2 separate regions of the Homo sapiens genome follow, and region 2 is linked to region 1. A link is an interaction called in ENCODE POLR2A ChIA-PET data of the cell type or tissue named here. Cell type or tissue: PC-9. All regions are shown on one strand. Each heading gives the region's core, and the rest is flanking DNA. Links, peaks and the distances in the headings are about the cores only.

The links. ChIA-PET counts read pairs that join two places held together with the same protein. Peaks named below come from ENCODE experiments on the same cell type or tissue, not always from the same donor. Only the 100,000 strongest peaks of a DNase experiment are listed, where the experiment ranks them.
Region 2: POLR2A ChIA-PET joins it to region 1 with 10 read pairs; 2 of 35 experiments call an interaction of 5 or more read pairs at or near these places.

The regions. Positions count from the first base shown.
Region 1 is chr17:3,748,240-3,760,482 of GRCh38, forward strand. ITGAE (integrin subunit alpha E) reads right to left here. Exons shown (of 31, transcript NM_002208.5): 7 at 11,933-12,048; 8 at 11,163-11,314; 9 at 9,467-9,620; 10 at 8,745-8,895; 11 at 7,591-7,658; 12 at 6,878-7,022; 13 at 5,544-5,686; 14 at 5,051-5,191; 15 at 3,411-3,635; 16 at 2,113-2,243. Among named protein-coding and RNA genes, the nearest start is that of HASPIN, 30 kb to the left of the region's middle. RefSeq lists an enhancer at 6,902-7,605. In PC-9, for the core only: no CTCF peak of the experiment used is centred there; DNase peaks (open chromatin) are centred at 4,212, 6,472 and 6,852; H3K4me3 peaks cover 1,120 bases; H3K27ac peaks cover 373 bases.
Region 2 is chr17:2,828,470-2,840,712 of GRCh38, forward strand. All of the region lies in intron 2 of RAP1GAP2 (RAP1 GTPase activating protein 2), which reads left to right. Among named protein-coding and RNA genes, the nearest start is that of RAP1GAP2, 38 kb to the left of the region's middle. RefSeq lists an enhancer at 4,148-4,648. In PC-9, for the core only: no CTCF peak of the experiment used is centred there; no DNase peak of the experiment used is centred there; H3K27me3 peaks cover 712 bases.

The sequences.
Region 1 (12,243 bases), core at 2,035-10,034:
ATAAACGAGAGAAACAGGGAGATACTATGTATTGGCAAGGCTATGAGAAAAATTAAAATACTGTTGGCCGAGTGCGGTGGCTCACGCCTGTAATCCCAGCACTTGGGAGGCCGAGGCGGGAGGATCACCTGAGGTCAGGGGTTCGAGACCAGCCTGGCCAACTTGGTGAAACATCGTCTCTACTAAAAAACTCAAAAATTAGCTGGGTGTGGTGGCGGGCGCCTGTAATCCCACCTACTTGGGAGGCTGAGGCAGGAGAATTGCTTAAACCTGGGAGGCGGAGGTTGCAGTGAGCCGACATCCTGCCACGGCACTCCAGCCTGGGTGACAGAGCAAGACTCCATCTCAACAACAACAACAAAAATACGGTAATAAGGACCGAGGGCTACTGAGACTGGGTGGTCACAGATGGCGTGGCTGATGAGGAGGCATTTCGGTTGAGATTTGTTAACAAGAAAGAGCCAGCTGTGTGAGGATCTGGGGAAGAGCACTCCAGGAAGAAAGCACAGCCAGTGCCAAGGGCCTGTGGCAGGAACACTTTTGGTTTGTTTGAGGAGCACAAAGGTCAGCATGCCTGGAATCTAATTAGTGAGACAGAGGATGGGAGGAGGAGATGGGAATGGAGGGGCGGGAAGGGCCAGGCCACGAAGAGCCCTGTAAAGCCATGGTGAGGAATTGGGATTTTACTCTAAATAGGAGCCGTGGAGGAGTTTCAGGCAGCAGAGTGAAGGGATAGGGCTGCTGCTGTGTGGAGAATGGAGCGCAGGGGCTGGAAGCAGGAAAGGCTGTGGCAGCAGTGTCCAGGGAGTGAAGACAGTGCCTGCACTGGTCTGGAGGCAGAGCCAACTAAGACTTGTTGATGTGGTGGAGAGGAAGGAAAAGAGGCATCAAAGATGACGCCTACGTTTTCATCCTGAATTGCTGGGTGGATGATGATGCCATTTGCTGAGACAGAAAGCCTGAGGGCAGGATAGATTTGGGGGAATGAAGGGTGGGGGGAGATAAAAGCTCTGTTTTTCTTTTTTTTTTTTTGGAGACGGAGTCTCGCTCTGTCGCCCAGGCTGGAGTGCAGTGGCGCGATCTCCGCTCACTGCAAGCTCCGCCTCCCGGGTTCACCATTCTCCTGCCTCAGCCTCCCGAGTCGCTGGGACTATAGGCGCCCGCCACCATGCCCGGCTAATTTTTTGTATTTTTAGTAGAGATGAGGTTTCACCGTGTTAGCCAGGATGGTCTCCATCTCCTGACCTTGTGATCCACCCGCCTGGGCCTCCCAAAGTGCTGGGATTACAGGTGTGAGCCACTGCGCCCAGCAAAAGCTCTGTTTTTAGACGTGTTCACTTCGGGATGACTGTGAGCAGCAGCTCAGGGAGGTGCTGGGTAGACAGCAAGTCTGCAGCTTGGAGAGGACGGGACAGACGGGCGCTCCATGAGCTCATTTACAGCCACGGGACTTGATCATTCACTGAGGGATGGGGCACAAAAACTCTGCAATTCTTGGCCAGGCATAGTGGCTCATGCCTGTAATCCCAGCACTTTGGGAAGCCAAGATGGGTGGATCACGAGGTCAGGAGTTCAAGACCAGCCTGGCCAACATGGTGAAACCCTGTCTCTACTAAAAATACAAAAATTAGCCGGGCGTGGTGGCAGACACCTGTAATCCCAGCTCCTCAGGAGGCTGAGGCAGAAGAATTGCTTGAACCTGGGAGGCGGAGGTTGCAGTGAACCAAGATTACACCACTGCACTCCAGCCTGGGCAAAAGAGGAAGACTCCGCCTCAGAAAAAAAACAAAAAACAAAAAACTCTGCAATCACAGCCATCGCTGAGCACTGTGCTAAATACTTTGTATATATTCGCTTGCATGATCCTCATAGCTCTGGGAGGTAGGTGCTCTTATAATTCCTAGGTAAGGTCTTAGAGTTAAATAACCTGCCCAAAGGCTGAGAGGGCTGAGAGCTGAGGTTCAAACCCAGACGGGCAGACTCCAGAGCCTGTGCCCACAACCACGGTGCTGGCTCCCTCCCTCAGTGCCTAATGTCTGCATGGAGCTATTTAGAGCAGGGCAAATGGGTGAGGCTGGGCCTGGGACCCCAGAAAGCAGGACAGAACCCTACCGGAACACAACCGCCTGGCCCAGAGTGCCCACGGTGATGTCGGCAAGGCCGTCGCCACTAATATCAAAGCCACCAGCCATGGACATGCCGAAGTACTGGAGTCCTGGGGCCACCGTGGAGGCTCTGATCCGCTGTGGAGGCAGAAACACAAGGCGTGGGGCGAGGGAAGGGAGGGAAACGGGGCGGGGAGTCCTTTCATGATCTATCCCGATCAGCATCGCAGGCACCATCCAGCCCCAGGGAGCCCCGAGTCTAGAACCAGGAAAGAGGGAGCAAGCTTTCCCAGAGGAAGTGGCATTTGGATGGAGCCTCGAAGGGCAGGTGGGACTTGACAGGGGAGAGTAAGGGAAAGAGTGAGGCATGGGGAAAGAGCAGGGCCTTCTGAGAAGCAGCCAGGGCCAGGGACGGGGTGGACCACAGGGGATTGGGGTACAAGGAGGCTTGATGTGGGGCTTGGGGATGGGGGGTGTCAACAAAGGTTCTGTTGTTTTGAAGTGACATAATCAGGATAACACTTTAGAAATGGCACTGAAGACATGGGGTGGAAGATGGAGAGGAGGAGGAAGCTGGGTGGGCTGGGAGTGGGATGGCAAGGCCTGAGCTGGGACCGCAGGGGTGGGGATAGAGAGAAGGGGCTGGAGTTGGGAGACAGCTAGAATCATGAGGACGTGGGAACTGACAGGCTGTGCAGGCTGTGAGCGTGCTGAGGACTGTCTGAGGTTTCCGGTGTGGGGTGTGGAGGGGGATGAGGTCTCAGAGGAGCATCAGTTCTAGGGGAAGCAGGTGCTCTCAGATGGGCCGTGTGGGAGTGAGATGCCTGGGGGCCATCCAGGTGGAGGTGCTCATGAGGAGCTGGAGGTGGGTGGAAGTGCCTGTTAATACATGCAGTGTGAGAGGCTGGCAAGGGAGCCCTGGGGAATGAGAGATAAGGCGCGGAGGTGCTGGGTGGGAGACAGGAGCGAGGGACAGAAAGAGAGGAAGCAGGGACCCGAGGCAGGTGGGTGGAAGGAGGGGGTATAGGCCAGGGAAGGAGACAGGTACCGCCACAACCTCCCCTGAACCTGAAGGGGCCGAGGTGAAGCCCTGGTCTGGAACCTCCCCCCAACCTGAAGGGGCTGAGGTGAGGCCCTGGTCTGGAAGCTCCCCCTAGCCTGGGGGACTTCTTTCTTTCACTGGGCATTCCCAACCCCCGAGACCTGCCCAGCACTTAGGACTGAAGCCGACTTGGGGCTTGGGTCATCATATCTGAGAGAGGTCAGAGCCCCAGAGGAGAGGAAGGAGAGGGCCCCATGGGTCACCTGCGAGGGGCTGGCGGAGAGGCCGTCCCAGTGTCCATTGTAGATATACACACTGCCGAAGCTGGCACCATCATCTGCCCCAAAACCTTCCAGGGGGGCCCCGATGGCCACATCTGTGAGCTTATCCTGACTGAGATCCCCCATAGCCGCCATGGCAAAGCCAAAGCGGGCATTGGTGAACCCGGGGTGCCCACTCAGTATGCGTGCCAAGGAGAAAGAACCATCCTGTAAAGCAAACAAACAGCTCAGCCCTCAAGAAGGGGTGCTAGGTGCCCACTCCATTGCCACCCCGATGCACGCTCACTGGGCCGGTGGGTGCCCACTCCATTGCCACCCAGGATGCACGCTCGCTGGGCCGGTGGGTTCCCACTCCATTGCCACCCAGGATGCACGCTCACTGGGCCGGTGGGTGCCCACTCCGTTGCCACCCAGGATGCACGCTCGCTGGGCTGGTGGGTGCCCACTCCGTTGCCACCCAGGATGCACGCTCACTGGCCAGGGACCTTCCCAAGGCCATACAGTGAGCACCAGGGGAAAGCTGGGGTCCTCCTACCTGGAAGTTCAGGAGTCAGAGCCCGCCCCCCTCTAGTTCCATGGGCAGGGGTGCATTGCTGCAAATGGGAGGCCTGGGTTTCACTCGTGGCTCTGCCACACACATGCCAGGTACACTTGAGCAAGTCTCGGCATCACTGAGGCTCGCCGAGCCCCAGCTTCCTCACCCGTAAGATGAGAGTGGCAGCTACCTCCCATAGTTACTATGAGAAACAAGTGAGATCCTGGACTAAACGGGCTTTGCCAACCATGCAGCTGTAAGAGATGTTATCAGCTGGGCGCGGTGACTCACGCCCATAATCTCATCACTTTGGGAGGCCAAGGTAGGTGGATCACCTGAGGTCAGGAGTTCGAGACCAGCCTGGTTAACATGGCGGAACCCCATCTCTACTAAAATTACAAAAATTAGCCGGGTGTAGTGGCACATGCCTGTAATCCCAGCTACTTGGGAGGCTGAGGCAGGAGAATCAACCCAGGAGGTAGAGGTTGCAGTAAGTTGAGATTGCACCATTGCACTCCAGCCTGGACAACAGAGTGAGACTCAGTCTCGGAAAAAAAAAAAAAAATGCTGGGCGAGGTGGCTTACGCCTGTAATCCCAACACTTTGGGAGGCCGAGGTGGGTGGATCACCTGAGGTCGGGAGTTCAAGACCAGCCTGACCAACATGGAGAAACCCTGTCTCTACCAAAAATATAAAATTAGCCGGGTGTGTGGCCCATGCCTGTAATCCCAGCTACTTGGTAGGCTGAGGCAGGAGAATTGCTTGAACCCCGGAGGCAGAGGTTGCGGTGAGCCAAGATCCTGCCATTGCATTGCAGCCTGGGCAACGAGAGCAAAACTCCATCTCAAAAACAACAACCACAAAAAAAGAGATATTAGAGATATTATCATCAACGATCACCCTTGGGTAAGAAAGTGGGTGCGGAGAGCGATGCCGCTGCCCCGCCCAGCCGCCATCCAGCCTGAGCACCTCCCCATCACTGCCCACTGGTGCCAGGCAGGGCCAGGGCACTCCCAGCCTCCATCACCTCTGTGTCAGGCTGAGTGCCACAGCCTCAGCAAGCTCATGAAGATGGAGACTCTCCCACCTGCTCGCTGAGACGGTACACGTAGACTCTGCCTTCTTCTCCATGAACGTGGTAAAATGGAGCAGCCACCAGCAAGAAGTCCGTGCTTCCATCCATGTCAATGTCCACAGGGCACAGCTCAGAGCCAAAATAGGACCCCATCTACAGCCCGGGAGGAACTCAGCTCACCAGGAGCCCCGCTCCTGCACCCCTCAGCAAGGCTACACCCCTGCCCGCGTGCTTCCTGGACCACCCAATTTGGGTCGTTACATATCAATTTGCTCACTGAGAGTAACAGAAGAGTGGAGGAGCAGCCCAGGCCCCACAGCGGAGGAAACTGCCTAGCAATCAGACATGCAGAGCTGAAGCAGAGCCCTCGAGCTCCACTCAGGAGCCTGAGTTTCACCCAGCCCGGGCCCTGGCCCACTGTGCACCGTGGGACCCACTCCTTTCCCTTGGGGGCCTCCAGATTCCCCATCGGTCATAAGGGGTGGAGGCTTTCCCCAGCAGGTACCTGCTCTCCCTCCAGCACTGGCAGGAAGCTGGCCTCTCTGCCCTCCTTCTGGAGCTCAAACACGGCCCCATGATGTTTGTACCGTGGAGCCCCCGCGATGTAGGAGAGGCTGCAGGTCTTGTGCAGCACGGCCACAGCGTAACCTGGGGCAAGGGTGGTGTGGCTGTGAACACACCGTGTGCTCCCACCTGGCCTCTCTCTTGGCCCCGGCACCTTCCCAGTCAGGCCTTCAAAGTGGCCTGGGGAGGGGGGCAAAATAGGAGAGACTGTCTTTCTCACTATGTTAAAAATCGGCATCAGCGAGCACTCTCACTTTGCCAGTCACACACATCCCCATCACACAGATATGATGCACACGCTGTCTGTCACGTATGCAGCTTTGCTCGAAATACTCGTTCGCACACATTCACTACCCACGCTCCCACACACACCCTAGGAGGACGGAGAAGAGGGGTGAGAGGACGCCCACCACTATTATTATTTTTATTTATTTATTTATTTATTTTTGAGACAGAGTCTCAGTCTGTCGCCCACGCTGGAGTGCAGTGGCACAGTCTTGGCTCATTGCAACCTCCCCCTCCCGGGTTCAAGCGATTCTTGTGCCTCAGCCTTCCGAGTACGTGGGACTACAGGCATCCGCCACCACGCCTAGCTAATTTTTGTATTTTTAGTAGAGACAGGGTTTTGCCATGTTGGCCGGGCTGGTCTCCAGACCTCAGATGATCCGCCCGCATCGGCCTCCTGGGATTACAGGCGTGAGCTACTGCACCACTATTATTAATGGAGAGGCCCCGCCCTCCCCTGGGTGGCTGCTGTGCCTGGTGTGTACCTGACAGGCCTTGTACCTACCCAGGAGGCTGTAGTACTCAGCCTCACGGTCCCTAACCAGGACCCGCCCCTCGGCCCATGTGACTGACCAGGTCCCGCCCCCATCCGGAAACCTCAAGTGCAGCCTAATGCGCAGCCTCGGTGTCCCCATCTCGGCCCCGCCCTCGCCCAGGTGGCCTCTAGGCCCCGCCCTCACCCAGGTGGTCTCCAGGCCCCACCCTCCTCACGTAACTTCCAGGCCCCGCCCTCTCCCAGGTAGCCCCCAGGCCCCACCCTCGCCCACGTGGCCTCCATGCCCCGCCCTCACCCAGGTAGCCCCCAGGCCCCACCCTCGCCCAGGTAGCCTCCAGGCCCCGCCCTCACCCAGGTAGCCCCCAGGCCCCACCCTCGCCCAGGTAGGCCCCGCCCTCGCCCACGTAGCCCTCAGGCCCCACCCTCGCCCAGGGAGCCTCCAGGCCCCGCCCTCATCAGGTGGCCCCGCCCTCATCAGGTGGCCCCGCCCTCACCCAGGTAGCTGTACTGCGCAGCCTCCGCGTCTGCCGCCGCCGCCGCTGTCTGGTTCAGGAAGCGGCCCCGGCGGCTGCGTGTGTCGTAGAGCAACGCCCCTCCGGACCAGTCAAAGGCCCCGACGGCGCCGAGCAGCACCTGCCGCTGAAGGGGACGGGGATGGGGCCCAGATGAGTGGGAGGGACCCAAGGCCGGGCCACGGTGGCCGCGGGTCTCCGGGCCAGCGCGGCTAACCTGGCTGGGAGCAGGGGGGCGTTCGGTGGTCTAGTGCCCGCCTGGCCAGAGATGCAGGCGGGAAGGTGAGATGGCCAACACTGGGCTCCTGCCTCGTGCCCTTGCACTCCCTCCTCCGGGAGAAGCAAGCAGCTTGGTTGATAAGCTGACCCAGGCCGAGTCCTGTTGCCTGGTCTGTATTCAGGGGAACAACTGGATGTTTGAGCACACAGAAAAAAGCGACCTCCTGTCATCAATATGGCCACCCTTTTGTTGCAGTGAGCCGAGACTGCACCGCTGCACTCCAGACTGGGCGACAGAGCAAGACTCCGTCTCAAAATAAATAAATAAATTAATTAATTAAAATAAAATCGCTCTTTTACAGGAATCACCACAGGTAGGGCAGAGCCCTGGATGGGAGGCAGGAGTCCCTGAATCCTAGGTGTCCTGGGCCCCTCACCAATGGGCAAGCCTGCCTGGTGCTGAGTCAGCCACGTACCTCATCCAGGATCTGAGCACTGAAGCCAATCTGTGCCAGCTGGTAGTGAAGGGCGTCTCCAACCGTGCCTGCAAGCCAAGAAGCCCAGTGAGACTGCTGTGGGCCGAGGTGAAGGGAGAAACTGAGTCAGGGGACAGTCCAGCTTGGCCTCACTCCCAGAAGGAACCATGCTTGGTGTAACAGGAAGAGAACCCGGCTGAGGGTAGAGACCCAGGTTCTCCTTGAGCAACTACTATCTGGGCAGTTCACTCTTTCTAGGCCTCAGTTTCCTCGTCTGTGAGCTCCTGGGAGAAGGGACTATGCCCCAGCCATCCTTGTTTCTCCAGCACCAGCTCAGTTCATCAGAGCTTCATGGAGATTCTGGGACGCAAGGAGGCCTGGGGATATTGTTGGCCTTTTTTTTTTTTTTTTTTTTTTTTTTTGAGACAGTGTCTCACTCTGTTGCTCAGGCTGGAGTGCCATGGCTCAATATCAGCTCACTGCAACTTGTGCCTCCCAAGGTCAAGTGACCTGGTGCCTTAGCTTCCCAAGTAGCTGGGAATAGAGGTCATGCGCCACCACGCCTGGCTAATTTTTTTTTTTTTTTTTTTGAGATGGAGCCTCGCTCTGTCACCCATCCTGGAGTGCAGTGGCGCGATCTTGGCTCACTGCAACCTCTGCCTCCTGGGTTCGAGTGATTCTTCTGTCTCGGGCTCCTGAGTAGCTGGGATCACAGGCATGCACCACCACGCCTGGCTACATTTTTTTGTATTTTTAGTAGAAACAGGATTTCACCATGTTGGCCAGGCTGGTCTTGAACTCCAGACCTCAGGTGATCCACCGGCCTTGGCCTCCCAGAGTGTTGGGATTATGGGCGTGAGCCACCACACCTGGCCCCAGCTACTTTTTGTTTTAGTAGAGATGGGGTTTTGCCATGTTGCCCAGGCGGGTCTCAAACTCCTGGCCTCAAGCAATCCACCTGCCTCTGTCTCCCAAAGTGTTGGGATAACAGGCATGAGCCACCACACCCGGCCATTGCCTTTTTAGACATGGAAGAGCTGAGGTTCAGGGAGATGATGGGAGTTGCTCAGAGAAACCACATGAAGATGGGACAGAGGCCGGGCTGGAGCATAGGCTCGGGCCTCCTGCGGTGGCCTGGGTCCCGGAGCCCTCACCTTCCATGCTGATGATGTTGTACCGCAGTTTGCTCAGCAGCCCATCCAGCGCCATGTAGTTGGTCACCTTGAAAGCATGGGTCTCATCCGGGTCTGAGGCGATCAGGTTCAGTTCCCTCGCAGTCCTAGCACTCTTAAATTCTTCTCCCACCTGCACAGACAGCCTGGGTCAGCGAGTCAGCGCTGCGTGGATTCCCCAGGCCCAGGGAGAGAGCTGAGCCCCTCCATCTGGCCTCTGGGGCCCTCCATTACCTGTCTCCTTCCTTCCTTTCTCCTCCTTTCCCTGCTCCCTGTTCTACCCATACTCTGGGCAAAATTCCAGTTTTACCAAAGTACACCTGTTCTCCTGAATACACCAAGCTCCTCCTCACCTCTGCACATGCTGTTCCCTCTGCCTGCAGGGCCCCTCTCTGCCTCCCCTGTGCCCTAGGCCAGCTACTCCCATTTGTCTGGCAGGACTCAGCTTGGCACCGCGGTCCTCCAGGAACCCTCCTTGGTGTGTTTCCTGTGGCTCTCCCACCACTATTTGGCCAGTAAGCTGTGACCACCATGGGGAAATGAGCCCTCTCTGGGATGACAGAGCATGGAGAGAAGAGGAGCATTTGCAAATAGAACAGGGTCTGGATAAGCTGCTTACAGAAAAGCCCCCATCGACAACCCTGGCTTCTCCCCACCCCAGGCTGTGCAGGTTCAGGAGGTGTCTCCCGGCTCCTGGCTCTTACCCCAATGGCAAAGCGCTCAACACCCTGCATTTTGGGGGAGTTGATGACTGTCGTAAGGTTGAGGGGGTCCTCGAATATGCCACCATCGGTGAGCACCACCATGACCTTGGATGCCTTTCTCCTGGAGCCGTGGCTTGAGGTGAAGATGCTGTCTCTAAGCAGGGGAGAGTAAATGAAGAAGAGAGCTTTGCCAGAAGGATGACCGAGCTCCAGGAGAGACTTTATTCTCTGACCTGTATTAGAATTGGGAGGGTTCACAATCCTCCCGAAAGACCCAGAGAAGGGGGTGATGCCCCCTTAAGTCACGCAGCGAGGCTGGGCAGAGGGAGGGCTGCAACACAGGTGTTCTTGCTTCTCACCTGCTCCCAGCAGGAAGGTACTGCCTGGCAGTCCATTCCTCTTGTGTGCGTACAGGAAGACTCATGATATTAAAACGATAGATAATACTCACATGGCACTTATCATGTGCCAGGCACTGTTGTAAACACTGTATATTTTAAGCCATCCAACCATCACAAAATCTATCAGGCAAGTGCTATTATTTTTCTTTCTTTTTTAGAGACGGCGTCTCACTCTGTCACCCAGGCTGGAGTGCAGTGGTGTGATCATGGCTCACTGCATCCTTGAACTTCTGGGCTCAAGCAATCCTCCTGCCTCAGCTTCCTGAGTAGCTGGAACTATAGGCACAAGCCACTGCTCCAAGCTGTGAGTACTATTATTATTCTCATTTTATTTATTTATTTTTATTATTATTATTATTGAGATAGATGGAGTCTCGCTCTGTCACCCAGGCTGGAGTGCAATAGCACGATCTCAGCTCACTGCAACCTCTGCCTCCCGAGTTCAAGCAATTCTCCCTGCCTCAGCCTCCCGAGTAGCTGGGATTACAGGCACCTGCCACCACACCCAGCTAACTTTGTATTTTGAGTAGAGACGGGGTTTCACCATGTTGGCCAGGCTGGTCTTGAACTCCTGACCTCAGGTGATCCACCTGTGTTGGCCTCCCAAAGTGCTGGGATTACAAGCATGAGCTACCACGCTCAGCCTATTTTTCTCATTTTTAAAGTGAGGAAACTGAAGCACAGGTCACAAGGTCCTTCAGTTTGCCCGGGGTCACACAGATACAAACCAGAGCTGAGGCCGGGCGCGGTGGCTCACGCCTGTAATCCCAGCACTTTGGGAGGCCGAGGCGGGCGGATCACGAGGTCAGGAGATCGAGACCATCCTGGCTAACATGGTGAAACCCCACCTCTATTAGAAATATAAAAAATTAACTGGGCGTGGTGGTGGCCGCCTGTAGTCCCAGCTACTCGGGAGGCTGAGGCAGGAGAATGGTGTGAACCTGGGAGGCGGAGCTTGCAGTGAGCTGAGATCGTGCCACTGCACTCCAGCCTGGGTGACAGAGCAAGACTCCATCTCAAAAAAAAAAACAAAAAAAAAAAACCAGAGCTGAGATTTGAACCCAGCCAGCCTGTCCACTGAGCACTCTGCTCTCCTGCATCTCACAAGAGGAAGTCTTTGGAAGACTTTTTGGAGGACAGCCTTGAGGTGTCATCCCTCACGTTCTCTCTCGGCCAGGGAAAGGCTGGAGCCCTAATTCTCTTCTCCTGCGGTTCTGGCCAGCCACTTCCTCCATGAGTGATGCCACAGAGACTCTGGGCATGGCCAGAATAATTCCTGCAGCCCCCACACTCACAAGACGTGTTGCATGGCTGAGGCAGTCTTGGTGACACTCCCCACTTGAGTGATGTTCTGGACTCTGGCGAGGGAGGCCATCACATCCTGGCTGTCCCGAAGGTCAAACTCAGTCTGGATCACTCCTCCATACTGCACCAAGGCAAAGTTGCACTGCAGGGGATGGGCAGGAGGGCAGGAGGTTGGAAGAATTGCCACCTCTGCCCCTGAAATGTCTCCCGCTGGAAGCAGCAGAAAAATCCACTCCTTCTACCTTATCCCTGGGCAGAAAGAGATGCTAAGGCAGAGCAAAATCTCTAAGCGAGTAGGGGTGGAGAAGGGTGCGATAGTAAAGGCCCCCAGTGAATCACAGACTTCTCCCCAGCTCCCTGTGTAGTGCCCTCCATACTGACGATGGGATTGGTCATGTGACTGGCTTTGGCCAATAAGACATCAGCAAATGTGATGTAATTAGAGACTTGAAAAATACTTGCATGCATTGGATCTGGCCCTCTTAGAATGTTGCTGCCACGAAAAAGTTGGGCTGGCCTGCTAAAGACACATGGTCCAGACAAGTAAGTGAGGTCATCTTAGGCCATCCAGCCCCAGTCAAGCAACCAGACGCCTGCAGCTCCAGGGTAACTCCAGGCAAGATGGACAGAAGAATCATCCAGCTGAGCCCAGCCCAAGTATGTGACCCATAGAATTGTGAGCAAATGTGGTGATTGTTGTTCTGAGGTAGGGTGATTCTCAGCAATAGATAAGTGTTAACCAGCTCTTAGGGAAGCCCACCTCAAAACACTTTTCATAGAAGTTCCTCATCATGTTGGAGATGAAGTCTTTGGCTCTCTGAAAGTCTGGGGGATCAATGCTTCCTGAGCCATCCAGGATGATGGCAATCTCGGTGCCTGGCCAAGACAAACAGGTCAGGAGTGGGCATGGGATGTGAGGCAGATGTAAGGGTAGCATGTGTAGGGCATGCACCCCCACTGCAGCCCTGACAACCAGCTCAGTTCAGGGAAGAAGTTGGAGAAGCTCCCAAGAGGGAAGCTTTTTTTTTTTTTTTTTTTTTTTTTTTGAGACAGAGCTTCACTCTGTTGCCC
Region 2 (12,243 bases), core at 2,565-10,564, 920 kb before region 1:
GCCAGTGTGAAGCTGTCTGGGGAAGAGCATTCCAGGTGGTGGGAACAGGCTTGGCAGGTGTGAAGATGAGGAAGGAGGCCCCTGAAGAGCCGGCGGGAAGAGCGGGTGGATGGGAACACAGTTTCCCCGTCCGCCAGCAGGTGGCACTGTTGGCCCAGGACTGCCCGGGCATGGCTGGGAGAGCAGGTGGGGCCGCGGGTTCTTTGACCTCAGGTTTGTGATTCTGGCTGTGGGCTCATCACAGGCTCTACCTCCACCCTCTGGGGAGATAAGCCCTGGCCGGGGGCAGAAGAGCAGTTGTAATGGTTTCCTGGCTGTTCTCCTTCCCCAACGGGTCTTGCTTTCAGTGTTTCTTTGCTTGCTCCCTCTCCAGAGGTGACTTCCCTCCCGGTTTCTGGGTATCTGTGTCTTTGCTCTCTCCTTTTGCTTTTCTTTTTGCTCCCTTGGTCTCTTCTCCTCCCTCTCTCATTGCTCCCTGGGGGGGCAGGTTCCTGTCTCAAAGATTAATTACTTGCTTTTTTTTTTTTTTTTTTTGGGAAACCTCGCTCTGTCGCCCAGGCTGGAGTGCAGTGGCACGATCTGGGCTCACTGCAACCTCTGCCTCCCAGGTTCAAGCGATTCTCCTGCCTCAGCCTTCTGAGTAGCTGGGATTACAGGCACCCGCCACCACGCCCGGCTAATTTTTTGTATTTTTAGTAGAGACGGGGTTTCGCCATGTTGGCCAGGCTAGTCTCAAACTCCTGACCTCAGGTGATCCACCCGCCTCAGCCTTAAAAAGTACTGGGATTACAGGCCTGAGCTACCATGCCCGGCCAATTACTTGCTTTCCTGATGTAGCTCAGATGGAGCGGGTGGTGACTTAGGATCAGGAAGGTGCTGTTTCTCATCCCATTGCCTACCCTTCCTTCCCGTGGCTTCAGATCTCCATAAAGGGCTGGGGCTGGGGTCGTGACCCCGTCGGTAGAAAATGGTCCCAGCGACCCTTCTCTCCTGGAGCCCATGGACCCACCTCCCAGTGCCATGCCCTGCTCACCTCCAGCCCCTCTAGCAGGCAGCCCTGTCTTCATGTGAGAAGGGAGAACTGGATGGCAAAGCAGATGGCACAGAACAGCTGCACAAGAGCTCACCGAAGGGCTTGTTATGAAAGAGTCATTTTTGTCAACAGAAGTACGCTTCTGCCCTATACTCCGTGCTCTGTGAATTATTTCTCAGGGGAGACTAAGCTGGCCAGAGCCTGGTGGTGGCCTCCTGGCTGTCGGATGTCAGAGTTAGGGCTGCAGGTTGAGGGGTCCTTGGCTTTGGTCTGTGAGTACCATGGTGGTTAAGAGCCTGGTCTCTCTCTCTTAAATTTTTTTTTTTTTTTTTTGAGATGAGATTTTGCTATGTTGCCCAGGCTAGTCTTGAATTCCTGGCTTCAAGAGATCCTTCTGCCTCAGTCTCTCGAGAGGCTGGGATTACAGTTGTGAGCCACCGTACCTGGCAGTCTCTTTATTTTACTTTACTTTTTCCTCTAAAGTTAAAGTTTACAGTATTTTATTTTGTTGTGGTGAGAACACATAACATGAACTCTACCCTCTTAACAGACTTTTAAGTGTACAATACATTATTGTTGAATGTAAGTAAGAGTTTACTCTCTTAAAGCCTCCCACTGGGTGGGAAGTCTAGCACCTTACAACAGGACCCTGTAATCCCAGCACTTTGGGAGGCCGAGGTGGGCGGATCACTTGAGGTCAGGAGTTCAAGACCAGCCTGGCCAACATGGTGAAACCCTGTCTGTACTAAAAACACAAAAAAATTAGCTGGGTGTGGTGGTGCATGCCTGTAATTCGAGCTACTCGGGAGGCTGAGGGAGGAGAATAGCTTGAACCCATGAGGCGGAGGTTGCAGTGAGCCGAGGAGATCGTGCCATTGCACTCCAGTCTGGGCGACAGAGGAAAACTCCGTCTCAAAAAATTAAAAAAGATGGCCGGGTGTGGTGGCTCACGCCTGTAATCCCAGCACTTTGGGAGGCCGAGGCGGGCAGATCACGATGTCAAGAGATCGAGACCATCCTGGCTAACATGGTGAAACCCCGTCTCTACTAAAAATACAAAAATTAGCTGGGCGTGGTGGCGGGCGCCTGTAGTCCCAGCTACTCAGGAAGCTGAGGCAGGAGAATCGCTTGAACCTGGGAGGCGGAAGTTGCAGTGAGCCGAGATCACACCACTGCACTCCAGCCTGGGCGACAGAATGAGACTCTGTCTCAAAACAAAACAAAACAAAACAAAAACTAAAAAAAAGATTTTGAACAGTAAATGTATTTACATGGTTGGTTCTAAAACCAAAATGATATAAAAATATATGTGGTAGAAAGATTTGCTTGTACTCCAATCCGCCCTGTCCCTACATTCTAAAATTCACTTTGAGGTTCTTTCCAGTGCTTCTTTATTCACATGTAAGATGAGCATATCCTTTTCTTACCTCCACTCCCCTTCCCTCCCTTCCCCTCCCCTCCCCTTCCCTCCCTTCCCCTACCCTTCCCTCCACTTCCCTCCCCTCCCCTCCTCTCCCCTCCCTTTCCTTCCCCTCCCTCCCCTGCCCTTCCTTCCTCTCCCCTTCCCTCTTTCTTTTTCTTTCTTTCTTTTTTTGAGATGGAGTCTTGCTCTGTTGCCAGGCTGGAGTGCAGTGGTGTGATCTCGGCTCACTGCAACCTCTGCCTCCCGGGTTCAAGGATTCTCCTGCCTTAGCCTCCCGAGTAGTTGGGACTACAGGCACCTGCCACCACGCCCAGCTACTTTTTGTATTTTTAGTAGAGATGGGATTTCACTACATTGGCCAGGCTGGTCTTGAACTCCTGACCTCAGGTGATCTGCCTGCTCCAGCCTCCCAAAATGCTGGGATTACAGGTGTGAGCCACCATGCCCAGCCTCCTATTTCTTTTTCTTAAATAAAAGGTAATATCCTACAAAACACTGTTTTACATCTTGCCTTTTTCTCTGGAGAATTCCTGTCTGACCACTGAGAGCTGCTGCTGCCTCTGCCCCATTCCTTTTAAAAATAACTGTGTAGTATTTAACGGTGTGGATTTAATTTTAGAGACTGATGATTCCTTTCAGAAATTTAATTTTGTATAACGTAAGTAATATAAGAATACATTTTTGGCTGTGCATGGTGGCTCATGCCTGTAATCCCAGGACCGTAGGAGGCCAACGTGTGTGGATTGCTTGAGCCCAGGAGTTTGAGACCAGCCTGGTGGGGGGGCAGCATGACAAAACCTCATCTCTACTAAAAATAAAAAAAATTAGATGTGGTGGTGCACACCTGTAATCCCAGGTACTGGGGAGGCTGAGGTTGGAGGATCCCTTGAGCCCAGGAGTTTGAGGCTGCCATGAGCTGTGATCATGCCATTGCAATCCAGGCTGGGTGACAGAGTGAGACCCTGTCTCAAAAAACAACAACAACAACACAAAAAACAGGCTGGGCGTGGTGGCTCACGCTTTTAATCCCAGCACTTTGGGAGGCTGAGGCGGGCGGATCACGAGGTTAGGAGTTCGAGACCAGCCTGCCCAATATGGCGAAACCCTGTCTCTACTAAAAATACAAAAATTAGATGGGCTTGGTGGTGGGTGCCTGTAATCCCAGCTACTCGGGAGGCTGAGGCAGGAGAATCACTTGAACCTGGGAGGTGGAGTTTGCAATGAGCTGAGATCACGCCATTGCATTCCAGTCTGGGTGACAGAGTGAGACTCTGTCTCCAAAAAAAAAAAGAAAACAAAAAAACCCAAATCATTTTCCTTAAAACAATCAGAACATTAAAGATAAAGTCTCGGCCGGGCGCGGTGGCTCATGCCTGTAATCCCAGCACTTTGGGAGGCCAAGGTGGGTGGATCACGAGGTCAGGAGATCGAGATCATCCTGGCTAAAACGGTGAAACCCCATCTCTACTAAAAATACAAAAAATTACCCAGGTGTTGTGGCGGGCACCTGTAGTCCCAGCTACTCGGGAGGCTGAGGCAGGAGAATGGCGTGAACCCAGGAGGTGGAGGTTGCAGTGAGCCGAGATCGCGCCACTGCACTCCAGCCTGGGCGACAGAGCGAGACTCCATCTCAAAAAAAAAAAAAAAAAAAAGATAAAGTCTCCTATGGCCAGCAGTGACATTCCCTTTCTCTCCTCCCCAGAGTAGCCACTGTTCAGAGTTTGGTACATACTTTTCTAGATATTTAAACAGGGCTGGGTGCAGTGGCTGGCCAGGTGCATTGACTCACTCCTGTAATCCCAGCACTTTGGGAGGCCGAGGCGGGCGATGGCTCGAGGTCAGGAATTCGAGTCCAGCCTGGCCAACATGGTGAAACCCCATCTCTACTAAAAATACAAAAAGTAGCTGGGCGTGGTGGCACTTGCGTGTAGTCCCAGCTACTCGGTGGGGGGCTGAGGCAGGAGACTTGCTGGAACTTGGGAGGCAGAGGTTGCAATGAGCGAGATCGCACCACTGCACTCCAGCCCGGGTCACAGAGCAAGACTGTCTCAAAAAAACGAAAACAAAAACAAACCAGTATTTTTACATGTACCTTAAGTAACCATCAATGTCCATACATACACAGTTAGCTCATTCCTTCTAATCACAGTTTAGGGTCCAGCTTACAAATATACCACACCCTGCTTATCTGTTTCTCCTGTAAATGGTTGTTCTTGATAATTTTTTTTTTTTTTTTAGATGGAGTCTTGCTCTGTCTCCCAGGCTGGAGTGCAGTGGTGCAATCTCGGTTCACTGCAACCTCTGCCTCCTGGGTTCAAGCGATTCTCCTGCCTCAGCCTCCCGGGTAGCTGGGATTACAGGCACACACCACCATGCCTGATTTTTGTATTTAGTAGAGATGAGGTTTCACCATGTTGGCCAGGCTGGTCTTGAACTCCTGACCTCAGGTGATCCACCCGCCTCAGCCTCCCAAAGTGTTGGGATTACAGGGGTGAGCCACCGCGCCTGGCCTGTTCTTGGTATGTTTTTACTCTTATGAAAAGTGCCGAGGTCAGGAGATCGAGACCATCTTGGCTAACACGGTGAAACCCCGTTTCTACTAAAAATACAAAAAATGAGCCGGGTGTGTTGGCGGGCGCCTGTAGTCCCAGCTACTTGGGAGGCTGAGGCAGGAGAATGGCATGAACCTGGGAGGCGGAGCTTGCAGTGAGCCGAGATCTCGCCACTGCACTCCAACCTGGGAGACACAGCGAGACTCCGTCTCAAAAAAAAAAAAAAAAAAAAAAGAAAAGTGCCACAGTGGACATCCTCATAGTTGACTGTCTACACATGAAAGTGTTTCTCTAGACTTGAGTGAATCCTAGATGTGAGATTGCTGGGTGATAGGGTAGGTGACTTTCTATTTCATCATACTGCAAATTGCCTGCCAATTTCTATGCCACTAGTAGGAGTGTACATGTTGCTTGTCTGTTGGGTGAAGCATCCTGTCTCCTTGCTGTGGTTGCATTCCCTGATTTCCAGCCCTCTGAGCAGCTCTGGCTGTGTCCTGCGTGCTGTACCCTCCGCCCAGAGAAGCACTGTCCTCCGTAAGTCAGGTGGACTCTCGGCCTCTGAAGTTCCTGCACCCGCCTGGTGTCTTTGCAGCATGGTCTTTTGCTGAGAATAACCTCGACCTTCTCCTTTTCAAAAGCCCTCCAGAGGGCTTTACTGACCAGAGAGGTGGCTAGAGAGTTGGCTGTGGGATTGACCACACTGACTTCCCCAGACCCATCTTAAGAGGCTGGCTTTAGATTTTCATCCTATCCCAGTTCTTAAGATGTAAGTTCTGCCCTGAGGGCCCCTGGGGGAAGCCACAGCTTAAAGCTCAAATGCATTTCCCTTGCTGAAGGAGCTGAGCCAGCCAATTCCCCTTGTGCTAGTTCAGGGGTTTTGTCTGCCAATCTCAAACCCAGGAACAAGTTCTAAGAACTGGGTCCCTTGAGAGACCTAGAGTCTGGCAGTTGGGTGGGAAGAGGATTGACCTTGGAGACAGTTTCTGTCACCTACACCCACCTCCTGAGAAATAACTTCAAGAGAGGAAGGACCATCTTGGTCGAGGTGGTATCTCACACCTGTAATCCCAGCACTTTGGGAAGCTGGGGTGGGCAGATGGCTCGAGCCCAGGAGTTTAAGACCAGCTTGGGCAACGTGGCAAAACCCCATCTCTACAAAAAATACAAAAATTAGCTGGGCATGGTGGCAGGTGCTTGTAGTCTCAGCTACTCAGGAGGCTGAAGTGGGAGGACTGCTTGAGCCCACGAGGTTGAGGCTGTAGGGAGCTGTGATCTCATCACTGTACTCCAGCCTGGGTGACAGAGTGAGACCCTGTCTCAAAAAAAAGAAAGGACCATCTCATCTGGTCCTCTGCCTCAGTTCCTACCCCATTTACTATACCACTGAATCCTTCACCATCCACCTGACCTTTATTTAAATTAAAATAAATTAAATTAATTAATTATTATTATTATTTTTTGAGATGGAGTCTCGCTCTGTTGCCTAGGCTGGAGTGCAGTGGCGTGATCTCTCCTCACTGCACACTCCACCTCCCAGGTTCATGCCATTCTCCTGCCTCAGCCTCCCAAGTAGCTGGGACTACAGGCGCCCGCCACCACACCTGGCTAATTTTTTTTTGTATTTTTAGTAGAGACAGGGATTCACCGTGTTAGCCAGGATGGTCTCGATCTCCTGACCTTGTGATCCACCTGCCTTGGCCTCCCAAAGTGCTGAAATTACAGGCATGAGCCACTGCACTCTGCCATTAATTAATTTTTCTGAGATGGAGTCTCGCTCTGTCACCCAGGCTGGAGTGCATTGGCACGATCTTGGCTCACTGCAAACTCCACCTCACGGGTTCAAGCGATTCTCCTGCCTCAGCCTCCTGAGTAGCTGGGATTACAGGTGTGCGCCACCACACCCTGTTAATTTTTTGTATTTTTAGTAGAGATGGGGTTTCACCATGTTGGCCAGGATGGTCTCGAACTCCTGACCTCAGGTGATCCGCCTGCCTCAGCCTCCCACAGTGCTGGAATTACAGGCGTGAGCCACCACAAACTTGTTGTTAATGGTCACTCATTGTCCGTGGTTGTCACATCTCTTTTGTCTCTTTAAATACAGAACAGAGCTGGGTGTGGTGAACTGTACTTCCAGCTATTCAGGAGGCTGAGGTGGGAGGATCATTGGAGCCCAGGAGTTTGAGGCTGCAGTGAGCTATGATCGCACCACTGCATTCCAGCCTGGGTGCATTCCAGAGTGTGACCCTGTCTATAAATAAATATAGAACAGCAGACCTGGCAAAGTTGTTTAGTAGAACGTCTCACATTTTGGATTTATCTGAATGCTTCCTTTTTTTATTCCCCAACATTTTCCTGGAATAGTCCTTGATTTTACGGAAGAAAGATGAAATGAGTAGCTTGTGTGCTGACAGTGAAGAGGAAGGGAGACACTCCTGTTTTATCTGCTGGGGCCAGATTTGTGCCAGCCCTGCCTTTTCCTTGGGTGTGGTTGAGAGGACTGTGCGCAGACCGCCCCCAGCCAGCCACTGGCGGGGTGTGTTGGTGCATCTGGCACTGGCGGGGTGTGTTGGTGCATCTGGGTGTTAGGAGGTAGGTCCAGGGGCTTCTCCTGGGAAGTTGTCCCCATGTCGCCTTCGGGGGGTGCTCCCTGTGGGAGAATGAGTGGTGTGGTCGTCCCCCTTGCCTGAAGCTGTTATTTTGTTCCCTCCTGTGTTTCCTTGCCGGTTGGGTAGAGGTCTACTATGTTCACTAACTAGGTTACTAGTGACAGAAACCTTACTCAAACTGGCTTAAGAAAAAAAAAAAGAAACCAAAAGGAAAAACAAAGTCCATGAAAACTTTTGTAATTGGTAAGTTTAAGGAACCTGGCTTTGGCCGGGTGCAGTGGCTCACACCTGTAATCTCAGGACTTGGGGAGGCCAAGGCAGGCGGATCACCTGAGGTCAGGAGTTCAAGATCATCCTGACCAACATGGTGAGACCCCATCTCTCTTAAAAACACAAAAATCAGCTGGGCATGGTGGCGGGCAACTGCAATCCCAGCTCCTCAAAAGGCTGAGGTACGAGAATCGCTTGGACCTGGGAGGCGGAGGTTGCAGTGAGCTGAGATCACGTCACTGCACTCCAGCCTGGGTGATACAGCGAGACTCAGTCTCAAAAACAAAACAAAACAAAACAACAAGCAAACAAAAAACTGGCTTCAGGTCCAGCTAGATCCAGGTGGGTGAGACAGCATCATCGGACCATCTATTTGTACCTATCTCTTGGCTCTAATTCCTGCATTTATTTCATTCACAGGCACCTCTCCCCACATGTTATAAGGCAGCCACTGGCAGCTCTAGTGTGAGCTTTGAAAATCTCAGTAGGTATGATTAAGCTGCTTCCTTCTATAGCACCTGTAAAAATTTGGTGTTCACTCTGTTTGGACTGACGAGGTGTGTGCCCATTCCTGAAGCAATCGTAGTGGATTGGTGAATAGAGTACATGAATTGAGGCCAGTAACGGTGGCTCACACCTGTCATCCCAGCACTTTGGGATGCCAAGACAGGAGGATCACTTGAGGCCAGGAGTTCAAGACCAGTGTGGGCAACAAGGTGAGACCCTGTCACTACAAAAAATTAAAAAATTAACTAAGCATGGTGGTGCACACCTGTAGTCCTAGACACCCAGGAGGCTGGGGCTGGAGGATTGCTTACACCCAGGAGGTTGAGGCTGCAGTAAGCTATGATTGCGCCACTGCACTCCAGCCTGGGTGACAGAGCAAGACTCTGTCTCTGGAAAAAAAAAAAAAAAAAGCATGAATTTGAATTTGAATTGGCCAAGCCTGCATCGTGTACCTACCCCAAAGCTCAGGCTGGGTAGGTTGAGAAAGGGGCAGCCCCGTATAAACCACAAAAACCAACAGTGGTGTCAGAGTGCTCCCCAGGGGAGCATCAAGGTACTGTCAGCTAGAGGAAGGGGCCTGGGCACGGAGCAGGCAGAAAGGCATATTCCGCTTCGTCTGGTGATGGGCATCGGGAGTCTCTGGCCGAGTCAGCTCCTCGTTTCCTGGGGCTCCATTCCTCTTCATTTTGGATTTGGCGGAAGTCAGTGTCCACAGGACCATCTGTGTCAGGGTGTCAGCCCTGCTTCTTTTTTTTTTTTTTTTTGAGATGGAGTCTCACTCAGTTGCCCAGGCTGGAGTGCAGTGGCGTGACCTTGGCTCACTGCAAGCTCTGCCTCCCGGGTTCACGCCATTCTTCTGCCTCAGCCTCCTGAGTAGCTGGGACTACAGGTGCCTGCCACCATGTCCGGCTATTTTTTTGTATTTTTAGCTGAGACGGGGTTTCGCCGTGTTAGCCAGGATGGTCTCGATCCCCTGACCTTGTGATCTGTCTGCCTTGGCCTCCCAAAGTGCTGGGATTACAGGGGTGAGCCACCGCACCCGGTCTCAGCCCTGCTTCTTAGTGGCTGTGTGATCCTGGACAGAAGAGTTAGCCTTTCTAGGTTTCGGTTTACTCATCTGGAAAGGAGTATGATGTTCATGTTCTTTCTTTTTTCCTTTTTTTTTTTTTTTTTTTTGAGACAGAGTCTCGCCTTATCACCCAGGCTGGAGTGCGGTGGTGCGATCTCGGCTCACTGCAACCTCCGCCTCCCAGGTTCAAGCAATTCTCCTGCCTCAGCCTCCTGAGTAACTGCGATTACAGGCGCCCACCACTGCATCCAGCTAATTTTTTGTATTTTTAGTAGAGGTGGGGTTTCACCATGTTGGTCAGGCTGGTCTTGAACTCCTGATCTTGTGATCCGCCCGCCTCGGCCTCCCAAAGTGCTGGGATTACAGGTGTGAGCCACGGCGCCCGGCCTTGTGTTCCTTCTTGATGGGGCTGACAGGATCCAGTGGAGTGGTAGGTGTGGAAGTGCAGGCAGCTGGCGACATGCTGAACCCAGGGGGTGGTGTGTGCTGCCCTGCAAGGTGATTCTTCTGCTCCAGGGTGAGCAGGGCCTGTCCTTGGACTTGCTCTTTGGAGAGTTGGGATGGTGACCTGTACTGGGATGGTGACCTGTACTGGGTTGTTGACCCCTCGGGATGTGTGGGGTGATTCTTCCACAGATGAACATAGCATGGGGCAGAACACTGTCCCACTGCGGGAACCCTTTGCTCATTCTCCGAGCTCCAGATGAGGAAGGGAGGCGGGTGGAATTGGATGAATTGGCGCAGTGATTCCGAAATTGTAACCGGGGGAGATGACATTTGGTGGTAAGAGGACGGGACACAGCATTCCCCGAAACTGATCCCCGGAGAGAAAGCTGTTTATTCCCTTTGCAGTTCTCTTTCTGTGCAGCTCATCACTTCAAGGAGAATGTCTCAGTTAGGGGCTAATATATGTCTTTAACACCTTTCTAACATTTGCTAACCTTCCTTATTAACAGAGAGAGTGGGTCTCAAGCCTCAGGCCTTGGGCAGGCGACAGTGTTTAGCAGACTGTAATAACATTATTCAATTTTCATTATATTTACCTTTTTTCTGGTAGACATTTTTTTTTAAGGTTTAAAAATTATAGAAAAGGCCAAGTGTGGTGGCTCAGGCCTGTAATCCCAGCACTTTTGGAGGCCAAGGCAGGTGGATCACTTAAGGTCAGAAGTTTGAGACCAGCCTGGCCAACATGGTGAAACCCTGTCTCTACTAAAAATACAAAAATTAGCAGGACATGGTGGCGGACGCCTGTAATCCCAGCTGCTCGGGAGGCTGAGGCAGGAGAATCACTTGAACCCAGGAGGCAGAGGTTGAGTGAACCAGTGAGCCGAGGTCACGCCACTGCACTCCAGCCTGGGCAACACAGTGAGACTCTGTCTTAATAATAAAAAAAAAAAGAATAAAAAATAAATAAAATTACAGAAAAATTAAGAGTACAGAGAGTCCCCATAGGCTCTATAATCCAGTTCCCTACAACTTACATTAGTACGATCCATTTGCTATAATTAACATTAGTGTGGTCCATTTGCTATAATTAACATTAATATGGTCCATTTGCTATAATTAATGAACCTAGACTGATGTATGATCATTAATAACTGAAATGCATGGTTTATTCAGATTTTAGAGTTTTTCCCTAATGTCCTTTTCTGTTCCAGGAACCACATTACATTTAGTTTTCACAGCTCCTTAGACTCCTCTTGGCTGTGACTGTTTCTCAGACTTTGCTTGTTTTTGGCAGCCCTGACAGCTTTGAGGCGTGCTTGTCACTCAATTTAGATTTGTCTCATATTTTTCTCATGATTAGACTGGGTATTGGTTTTTGAGAGGATGACTACCCAGGTATAGACCAGGTATAGAACCATTTTTCTTTTTTTAATTTTTTTTGAGACGGAGTTTTGCTCTTGTTGCCCAGGCTGGAGTGCAATGCGTGATCTCGGCTCACTGCAACCTCCGCCTCCTGGGTTCAAGTGATTCTCCTGCCTCAGCCTCCGGAGTAGCTGGGATTACAGGCATGCGCCACCACGCCCAGCTATTTTTGTATTTTTAGTAGAAACGGGGTTTCACCATGTTGGTCAGGCTGGTCTCAAACTCCCAACCTCAGGTTCGCACCCGGCAGAACCATTTTCGTCACATCCTGATAACCACTGTTGATGTTGGCCTTGGTCACCTGGCTGAGATAGTGTTTTGTCAGATGTCTCCATTGTAAAGTTATTCTTTATTTTTAAATTTTTATTGATTGATTGAGATGGAGTCTCACTCCATCTCACTCCAGTGTCACTGGAGTGCGGTGGCGCGATCTCGGTTCACTGCGACCCCCACCTCCTGGATTCAAGCGATTCTCCTGCCTCAGCCTCCCGAGTAGCTGGGATTACAGGCGCCCACCACAACACCCAGCTAATTTTTGTATTTTTAGTAGAGGTGGGTTTCACCACATTGGCCAGGCTGGTCTCAAACTCCTGACCTCAGGTGATCCGCCCACCTTGGCCTCCCAAAGTGTTGGGATTACAGGCGTGAGCCACAGTGCCCGGCTGTTATTCTTTATTTTCTTCCATCCGTAGTATACTGTTCACATCTAAGGAGCAGGGCATTATATTTTCTTTCTTTTCTTTTTTCGCTATGTTTCCCAGGCTGGGCTCAAACTCCTGGGCTCAACTTGATCTCCTGCCTTAGCCTCCTGAGTAGCTGGGACTACAGGCATGAGCCATCATGCCTGGCTTATATTTACTTTACCTTCTATTTATGAGAAATGATTATATCCATTTATGATGTGAACATAAAGT